Regions from separate parts of the Mus musculus genome. Here region 1 is linked to region 2. The links are chromatin contacts, found by Hi-C or POLR2A ChIA-PET in ENCODE. All regions are on one chromosome and are shown on one strand. The core of a region is the stretch at or near the end of the contact, and the rest is flanking DNA. Distances in the headings are between cores, read along the strand shown.

Region 1 (4,704 bases), core at 325-2,824, 49 kb before region 2:
TCTTCCCCAACTTGCAAGCAGGCACTGGGCTTTCCGTAGAGCATCTTGGGATTTCAGTGGAGCACCTTGGCTCTCCCTGGAGCACCTTGGGATTTCAGGGGAGCACCTTGGCTTTCCCTGGAGCACCTTGGGATTTCAGTAGAGCACCTTGGCTCTCCCTGGAGCATCTTGGGGTTTCTGTGGAGCACCTTGGCTTTCTGTGGAGCACCTTTGGCCTCAGCACTTGCCAGACAGACACTTGTCAGACAGCACTTGGGTCCTGTCTTCCTGTTGCTATCCCATGCCAGTACACAGTCAAGGACTCAGAACAGTGACAGGACCCTCACTCTGGGTACTCCATTGCTGTCCCATGGATCCATCTCCAGTTGCACCCAGGGCACACTCTGCCTACACTGGGGTCGGCTGCTGCTGGGTACCCTTTTCTGCTGGGGCTTTCCCCACAAACGTTCTCAGCTCACTCTGGTGATCTTGACTTTAGTTAGTCATCCTATATATCTCTGAGCCGCAGTACTGTCTGCTTTAAACGTCAGTTTTCCTCGTGGAGTGGTTCACAGCTCTCATCTTAGCACTTCGGGAAATGAGACAGGAGTATCTGGAGTTAAAAGGCCAGCCTGGGCTACATAGAAATGTCAGGGTCAGCCTGGGCTATGTGAGAGCCTGTCTTGGAAGAAGAAAAAAGAGGAAGGAAGGAAGGAAGGAAGGAAGGAAGGAAGGAAGGAAGGAAGGAAGGAAGGAGGAAGAGGAAGGGGAGGAGAAGGAAGCCACAGCAACAAAACCAAAACAAAACAAAAAAACAAAGAACAGGAGGGAAGAGGTATCCCCCAGGGCACTGAGGCACTTCATACCTCAGACACCCTCCACAGGCACCTTGATCTTCAGAGCCTCACTATCCCAGAATGGCTGCCAAGGTCTCAGCCTTTTGTCTGCATTGGAGCAGGAAGAGATGAACAAGCAAAGAGCTCAGACCCATGCCACATCTTCCCCAGAAGCCAGGCACAAGGAGGGTCTTGCCACTGCAAAGCAGCCTGGCTTGTGTGGCTAACATTGTGGAGGAGACTGGAAGGCAGCCAGCTGTCAGTCATGGGGGTGGGCGGGACTGGAGCAGTGCAAGCCATTCTGGGTGGCTGAGACATGGCCTGGGTCTGGCCTTAGGGTAGCTAGAGTATTGTGTGGGTGGAACCTGACAGTTGGAGGCCCTCAGGGGAGGGGGCTGGCCTGGAGGGGCTTACCATGAAGGAGGTGGCACACTGCCCTTCTGTGACATCGGTCCTGCTAAGCTCGAGAACTCCTAACTCCCAAGTGCTACCCACCGGCCCTGTGTGCTGTGTGTGCTGTTGTGGCCTGAAGCACGTGCCTTCCCCTCTCTGGGCCTCAGCAAACCATCCAATAGAATGAGGGGGGTGTCTGGGCAGTGCCTTGCCCCACCTCCCCAGCTCAGAGAATCATATTCAGAAGCTGGGCAGGGCTGTTGACAGTACAGAGAATTCCTTCCCCAGCTGGGAGGGAGACAGGAGAGGAAGGGGTCATCTGGCTTCCTGGAGTCAGGGCAGCGCCTGGGCAGAGTGGACTTCCTGTTTCCCGAGGGAATGAAAGGCTAGGGTGAAGTTGCTTGCCTCTCTCCCCTCCCCTTAGCCACGGTGAAATCTGTCCCCAGATCACCTCCCCTGCGTCACCCCGAAGCCTGTGTGGGTGAGAAAGTTGCAGAGACAAGGGTCCTTTGTCTCTGCAGTGCACCAAGATGTTCCCTCCCTACATCCTGGGCCCTGGGAGCCTATACCCATTCTTCAGATGGGGAAACTAAGGAAGTTTCTCAAGTTCCAAAGCCGGTGATGGTTGAGACTGAAACTTCAGGAAACCTTGTCCAGAGCTCTAGGTACCAAACGTATTCTGTCTTATGGTGTCATGGGGACACTGTCATGGGGACACTGTGGACCCTCAGGGTCTGGTGACCTCAGACATGAATGTTGCACTCCTTTCTCCTGCTTGTGTTCTGAGAAGCGTGTCATGGGGTCTCCTGCTGGCCCCATGTGTCTATCTCAAGTGTGCACTTTGGCAGTTGTCCTTGGGGACAGACAGACCATGGTGTGGAGCCTGGGTACAAATGACCACAAAACAAGGTGGCCAGTCCACCAGCCCCTGGCCAGGGGAATGAGCTTGGCTGCCAAACAGCCCCAGAGTCTGTCTGACTACAGTACCAGCTTGCTGTGTGTTTTGGGCTGAGGGTTTCGCCTCTCTGTGCTTCAGTTTCTTCATCTCTGGCATGTTTATGCATTTGCCCGGGACTGCTGGGGTCAGGACCACCAGCACGGAAACTTCGAACAACAGCATCTGTTCTCTCCTAGTCCTGGAGGCTGAGCCCAAAGGCCAAGGGCAGAGCAGGGCTGCATCCTCCTTGGGGTTCCCAGGGAGACTGAGACCCACGCATGACTCCCGGCTCTCACCAGCCTGTAGCAGCAAATTCTAACCGCTGCCTCTGCCATTCCCTGTGTGTCCAAATGTCCCCCTTAAAGAGCAGCAGGCACTGGACCTACCTACCAGAGCCTGCAATGACATCATCTAAACCAGATCCCACCAGCAGAAACTGTCTGGTAAGGAAAGACACATTCAGAGAGCAGAGGTCAGCACTTAGATTGCATTTGGAGGTGGGGGAACACAGCTAATCCACACCAGGGATCCCCAAGATGGCACTTCTGCATAGCTTTTGTAGGGACTTTATGGGACAGGCCCATCCCTGAGTTTGTGACATCAGAAGCCCCATGGGCCACTGTTGGCAGATCTGTCGTCCATCCCACAGTCCCTGTGAGTGGCTTCCTGACACTTGTGGGTCCTCATCCCCACCATGTAGACAAAGAGACCCCAGGGTGAGGGCTCACCAGCACACTCCACTCAAGGATGCCCCTGGCCAGGCTCAGGAGGGTCCCAGAGAGGACTGGAGCTGGGGAACTCAGAGGAATGAGGATCGGAGCCAAGTGACTGAGGCTAACCCCAAAAATCAGTCAGAAAGTGAGAGCCACCCCTAGGAGGTCCCCAACCTGTCACCTCAAAAGATTCTCTCTGTCCTCTTTCCCTGAGCTGCCCAACTCCAGCCCTCACTGAGGGAATGAAGTGAGGACTCAGAGCAGAAGCCCAGCGTCGAGGGGTACATGTGAGACCCAGCATTTGGGAAGTTGAGACCGGAGGATCACCCTGAATTTCAGGCCAGCCAGCCTGGTGAGTTCCAGGCCAACCAACAAGAATTTCAAAGCTAGCAGGTCAGAGCCCCCCCCCCCCCCCATCTCTCTTATTAAAACAAGGCAAAGCGCAGAACCCAGGCTGGTGCTGGAGAAGGGCTCCTCATCTTAAACAGCTGTCTGCGGCTCCCTTGCCCCCTCCCCATTGTTATACCAGCAACCCACTGTGGAGATGAAGAAACTGAGACTGGGACGACTAAGCATGGTGATGACTGTAGAGGACCTCCAGGGTTCTAGGCAGGAAGCCTGTGTCACTCAGCTGCCATTCCACCTGGACCAAACTGCCCTCCGGGACCCTCAGGTCCGTGTTTGCAAGTGGCATCAGTAGTAACTGCTCCACAAACCCAGTCCTCAGCAGTGTGCTGAACATCTCCCGTGTGCTCAGACCAGGACACCCAAGCCACCACGGACCTTTGGGATAGCACAGAAATAATGGACCCCTCCACTTCCTCCTTCCCCAGGGCTTGCACCTCAGCGCCTGTGAGCACTGTAAAAGAGGCAGCATTTGAGCCTCAGGAAGACTGACCCAAAAGCAGAGCACTGCCCCGCAGCCCCGTGACAGCTCCCTCCTCTCAGGGGCGTTAGCATCCACGTTTGCTTTCCAAAGCTGGAAGCTGAACCAGCTGCTTCCTGATGCCAGAGGCGTGGTCCCAGCCACAGGAATGGAGGTCACAGGCAGGCTCCCAGGCACGACTGGGCGCAGGAAAATGTCCCAGATGGAGAGGGGGAAACCCTGTAAAACTGCAGCCACGTTGCTTTCTAGGCTTCTGCGGCAGGCCTGTGGGTGCGGCCGTGTGTCTGTGTAACTTGGGGGTGGGTGCTGTCTGGAGTCTCTGAGTGTGCATATGTCTTTGAATATATATTTGTGGGTGTGTCTGTGTGAATGTGTCCATGAGTGTGCATCTGGCAGGACTGTGAGGCAGTGGAATGGCCAGTTCCAGCCAACCTGGGCTACACTGTGAGACGCTGCGCTGCCTCAGGAAACAAGAACACCACTGTCCTCTCCCCCACCTGGCCCTCCCATGTGCCTCCCTCTGAATTCTCCTGCCTTCTGCCACCCATCTGACATCCTGCATGGGTCCCCTCCACTGTCTACAGTTGTCAGCAATGTTTGTTTTCCACCTAGAAGCCCTGTCCTGGGTACCAGAAGACATGTTTCCTTCTCGGTGTGCCTTCCTCCCCCTTTATCCAAGTAACATGATCTCATGACCTGAGGCCATTAGGACACTCAGACCTGGCCATCAGGACATTCCCCTCTCCCAGTAGAGAGATCACCCTGGCCCACCTGATCCATAGACATTACCCAGGACTTGATACATTGTTTCTGAGAGGGGGGGGGAGGGAGGAGGAGGGTGTTCTGTGCTTGCCATCTGAAAGGAAGTGACGGCCCCCCATGGCCAAGTCTCCTGCCTGCTCTCTAGCACTGGAGGGGAAGTGACCCAATACAACGAGGCAGAGTGGAGAATGACAGTTG
Region 2 (5,153 bases), core at 1,153-3,652:
AAGCTGAGGTGGTCTGAGGACCTCAGAGCCCTAGACAGTCAGTCTCTCAGGACCAAAGCCTCGAATCTGTAGGTCAGAACACACCCCCAACTTGACAGCCACAGCCTGGATCAAACCAGCCTTCTCCTCCCTGGAGTTCCCTTCCCCTGATCCCGTGCTCTCCCAGACTAACAAGAAGACCCAGGGTCATCCTGTTTTTCCCCTGCTGAGCCAACCACTGTCAGTCCCTTGCTGTCACCAGAGACCATTCCTGGAACTACTACCTGGGCTTCTGATCTAGCCTCAGCCCTCACTGAGAAGCATCCTTTAACCCTTAGCTTTCCAGGCCAGGTAACAGTGCAGAGAGTCCTTCCTCTACAGTCCCAGCCCCTCCCTGGGAGGACAGCATGCTTGCAGAGAGAATACCTCTTGAGACCCATCCCTACCACAATCTCTCCCCTCGCTCAGCCAGGTCACCATCTGGGCATGCCACTCAGCATCAGTCTCAATCATGCCAGCTCCACTTTGCCCTCACACCTACCTGGTTGAAGCCCTACTATGTGCTGAGTCCTCAAAAATCTCCCTGAATCCTTTCACTACGGGTAGAATGTGTATTATTCCTTCCTAGGGACAGTAGCTCCAGTGAAGCCATTTGTCCTGAGCCCTTTGTACTCAACACCAAAATGCCTTCAAAGGTGCCTCTGTGTCCACTCTGCCTCCCCGGAGGGCACCCTTAGTCCGTCTTTGCAGAGAGGAAAGCTGGGACTCAGAGGAGTGGCCAGGCTGGCTCAAGACCTCACTGTGATTGGGTGGTGGTCTTCACTGGACTTTGAAACCAGATCTTTGATGTCAAGGGTAATTTTCTATAATGCTGCTGAAAAGCAGTTCCCACTGCCAGTGTGGGTAGTGCTGCCTTTTGCTCAGGAACCTCTCCCCTCACCCCATCAGGAAAAAAAGGAAAAAGAAGAAGAAGAAGAAGAAGAAGAAGAAGAAGAAGAAGAAGAAGAAGAAGAAGAAGAAGAAGAAGAAGAAGAAGAAGAAGAAGAAGAAGAAGAAGGAGAAGAAGAAGAAGAAGAAGAAGAAGAAGAAGAAGAAGAAGAAGAAGAAGAAGAAGAAGAAGAGAGAGAGAGAGAAGAAGAAGAAAAGAAAAGAAAAGAAAAGAAAAGAAAAGAAAAGAAAAAAAGGGCAAGGCATGAACCGACCACCAGGTACTATCTTGGGGTCCCCTCCCCAAAGCTAACAGTTGTCAGGGCAGCTCAGAGTCTTGCCTGCCTCCCTACAATCTGGCCACCTTGCTTAGGAGAGAAGGGGCGTGCCGGCCAGCCTGGGCTCTGGTGGTCATCTGAGTGGGTAGGGACAGCCATTGCTCCTGGAGTCAGCCACATGGGGGTAGGACCTAGAACTCCCCAGCTCACTCAGCCCACATTTAGACACCTGTCAACTCAGAACTCACTTGGGAGCTGGGTTCCTCAGAGCAGGGACCCGGCTCATCCACCTGCAGGACCGACCCTCTTCCTCCCGTTCTGCTAGTGAAACCAGAACCAAGTTCAATCCCTTAGCTACTTCGGTTTCTCAAAGGGACAGTCAGGGGTCACCTGGTACCCACCTCTGATGGCACACACACCCATGTCTTCTGGGGTGGGAGCTGAGCCAGGTCCACCATCGCTACACACCTGCACACACATACGTGTGCTTTCACACAGGTCCATGGGTCAAAGCACACACCCCCTCACCCACAGTCACACAGCCTTGGCCATGGTGGAACACAGCGTGCAGAATGGGTCACCCTAGTGTGGAGCGGGATGCGGATGCCATCCAGCCATATGGACAGAGCCTCTCCCGTGCCCACACCCACAGGTGCCCACGCACCCTTCTTAGAAGCAGACACACACACACAGGGTCACCCTCATTCACCCTCGCGGGTCACCTTCATCGACCCACCCCCTCCTCCTCCAATGCCCCCAAGGCCCTGCAGGCAGCTTGGGATGGAGTGGGGGTGGGGAGAAGGCGACCCCAGCGGATACCGGACGCACACGCTTCCCGGCGGGGAGGGGACCCCATGAGACCGGGACACACCCAGCGCGGCACGCGCGACGAGGGGACACGCAAAGACACGCGGGGTACACGCTGGGGACCCTCTTGGGGCCCATCACTCACCCCCGCGGCGCGGCCGGCCAGCAGCAGCAGCAGCAGCGGTGGCAGCAACAGCCCGCGGGCCCCGGGCGCATGGGTGGCGGTGTCCACGCGCTGCCCCTGTGCGGTCCCGCGGCGCGGCGGCCCGGGCTTCATGGCGGCCTTTGTTCGCGGCGCGGGCTGCGCGGGACCTGCGCTCGGCTCCTCGGCCGCCGGCTCCGCCTCGCTCGTTCGTTCGCTCGCTCGCGGCTCCGCGCCCACAGCGGCCGCGCCCGCAGGAAGCGTCGCCGCCGCCGCCGCCACCGCCGCCGCCCCCCGCGCAGGCGGGGCGAGCAGGAGGGCGGGGCCGCGGCGACACCGGCACGCGACACCGCCCCCGGCCTCAGTTTCCCCCCGCGCAGGGGGGGGGGGGCGAGGGGCGTTGACGTCTGCCCCCCTACTGTGGATCCGCGAAGCACGCCGTGTGCGAGCCGCGGGAGAACCTGCTCTTCCAGACAGCACCCCGGGTCTCTCTGCTCCCAGTAGGGTGGTGTCAGAGGACCCCGACTCGGGGTTCCCCCTGGTCCTCCTGAGCTTCTCCTTGGCCTGTTTGTCTGAGAGACACAGGCCCCTAGCCACCCTGAGTTCAGGAAGCAGGGGCTTGGGTCAGCTACAGGCACGCATGGCGAACACCAGCACGCGTCTGCTGCTCACACGCTGGTGAAGTCTCCAGTTTCCCATTCACAGGGGCTCAGTTGCACTAAGGGGTCTCCGGGGAGGCTGGTAAGGGTAGGCGTTGGTTAGTTGGCATGTGAGCTGAGCAGGACACCCTTTGATGTCCCTGCAATCGGCACTATCCATTTGATGGCCATGTGTCCTTGGAAAGAAACCCAGAGCATGAAGCTCCGCACCATATAAGGCAGAGTGTGAGATGGGTTCCCCAGAGGGAGTGAGAGGCTGGGGCATCACAGGTATGCAAGGCTTGCCTAGCTAACCTCGGTAGACATCCTGGGGGGGGGGGGGCGTCCACTCTGTGGCTTACAGATCGCTGAGAACGAGCCAAGCCTGAGTAGTAGCTGCCTGTAACCCCAGTACTCATGACTTAGGAGGCTGAGGCAGAGGGATCTCAAAGCCTGGGCTACATACTGAGTCTCTGTATTTTCAAATATAAGAGGGGAGGGAGAGCTGGTGAGAGATACAGCATACTACTTAAAGATGTAAGTGACTAGTTCCCGGTACCCACACCAGGCTAGACACAACGCCCTGTGACTCCAGCTTCAGAGGATCTAATACCTTTAGCCTCCAAGGACACCTGCATTAATGTGCAGAGGTGTGACACGCATGCCCGCGTGTGCACACATACACACGAATAATAAAAATAAATCCTTTAAAAATGATAAAAATAAATGTTGACACTTTTTTTTTAAGGAAGATGGACTTTCAGGCTGACCTTGAACTTGTGATGTAGCTGAGTATGACCTTGAACATCTATTCCTACTACCTCCATCACATCCAATTTGTGCTGTGCTAAGAACCGAACCCAGAGCTTTGTGCAGAAGGGCATGTGCTCCACCAACTGAGCTACATCCCCAGGCCCTCACAAAGAGTCTTTTAAATCAATCCCATTCGATGCGTTTTGGCATTTGAAGCTAAGATGCCTTGAAGAATACAACATGAAAAGATTGACCTGCCTAGGAATCAGGAACTGGCTTTATCACTAGCATAGCCAGGAGCTGAGGGACTCTAGCTTTGGGTTAAGCAAGTGCTTGGGTTCAAATCCTGGTTCTGACAACCATGGGCTCTGGTACTTGTTTGTACAACTTCACCTCTCTGAGCCTATTCCCCAATGTCTGATGGAAATGAAGACCATATGGGCTTCACTTATTCATTCAACAAACATATTGAATGCCTTGTGTGTACCAGGTCAGGGGACAGGCTGGGAAGCTTTTGTGAGCTCTTCCTTTTCGTGTACTGGGAGTTCAATCAATGTGGTTGGGACTGGTTCTGAGGTGCTCTCAAAGGTTTAGCTGGGCCGGGCGGTGGTGGTGCACGCCTTTAATCCCACCACTTGGGAGGCAGAGGCAGGCAGATTTCTGAGTTCAAGGCCAGTCTGGTGTACAAAGTGAATTTCAGGACAGCTAGGGATATACCGAGAAACCCGTCTTGAAAAAAAAAAAAAAAAACAAACAAACAAACAAACAAACAAAAAGGTTTAGCTGGAATCAAGAAGGAGACCCAAGGAGTGGCATGTCAACTTGGTGCAAAGAAAACCTTGGGGCAGCTGGATCTGACTGATGGGCAAAGTACTGAGCTGCCCATGCTGGGAGGCAAGCAAGGCTGACAGTGTTGCTCAAAGGAGCCTACCAGGTTGCCAGGGAGCATGGCCCAGCCTTGCCTTCCTCATTCTGCAAACCCCCTTTACTGAGATCCCGGCAGGAAGCCTTGTGGGGAATCTTGGGCTAGGAGCGCCACCTGCTGCTTGTTATAGGTATAGTCACAGACTGGGTTGAGATGCACATTTAGTCCCTGGAACATCACAGGTCACCCTGCCTATACCACCGTGTGTGTCCTTATCACATCCCCAGAACACGAATGTCTCCTTCCCTGTGCTACCCTCATCCAAACAGACTCCAGAAACTGCCTTCATCCAGCCGCAGGTCACCGGGCAAAGACTTCTTGACTCCAAAGGCAGAAACAGTCCCGACCACGCCCACCCCAGTCCTTCTGTCTTTCCTGGAACTGGGAAAGTCCAGATTTTCAGTGGACAACTGCAGGGCTCTAGCCAGGCCGCCTGTCCTCCACCCTTCTCTCTGACAGGACACCAACCCATTTTTCAGAGCTGAAGAACTGGGCAGCTGTTAAGATGACACACGCTGGAGTCACCCGGGAAGAAGGAACTTCAGTTGAGAAAATGCTTCCATCAGCTTAGCCCATAGACAGATGGGGGAATTTACTTGATTAATGATTGAGAATGTGGAAGAGCCCAGTCCACTGTGAATGGTGTGATCCCTTTGCAGATGTATAAGAAAGCAGGCTGGAGGTAGAGAGATGGCTCAGTGATT

The links. Hi-C counts contacts between places; a loop is a spot of excess contacts on that map. ChIA-PET counts read pairs that join two places held with the same protein, here RNA polymerase II (POLR2A).
Region 1: a loop to region 2 is called in a map of heart, with 2.9 times the contacts of the local background. The contact joins the enhancer-like site here to the promoter of Sdc3 in region 2. A Hi-C loop is called at or near these places in 9 of 37 maps with a recorded cell type or tissue (Patski, adrenal gland, gastrocnemius and 2 more). POLR2A ChIA-PET finds 5 or more read pairs at or near these places in 3 of 5 experiments (Patski and embryonic stem cell).

The regions. Positions count from the first base shown.
Region 1 is chr4:130,838,046-130,842,749 of GRCm38, reverse strand. No RefSeq gene overlaps it. Among named protein-coding and RNA genes, the nearest start is that of Gm42316, 4.7 kb to the right of the region's middle. Within about 2 kb of position 1,574, at least 1 of the 3 ENCODE cell types and tissues checked has a DNase peak (open chromatin) inside an H3K27ac peak, as active enhancers do; it is heart, where a contact is called at or near this core.
Region 2 is chr4:130,789,786-130,794,938 of GRCm38, reverse strand. It overlaps Sdc3 (syndecan 3), which reads right to left and starts at 2,402. Exons shown (of 5, transcript NM_011520.3): 1 at 2,137-2,402. The coding sequence starts at 2,268.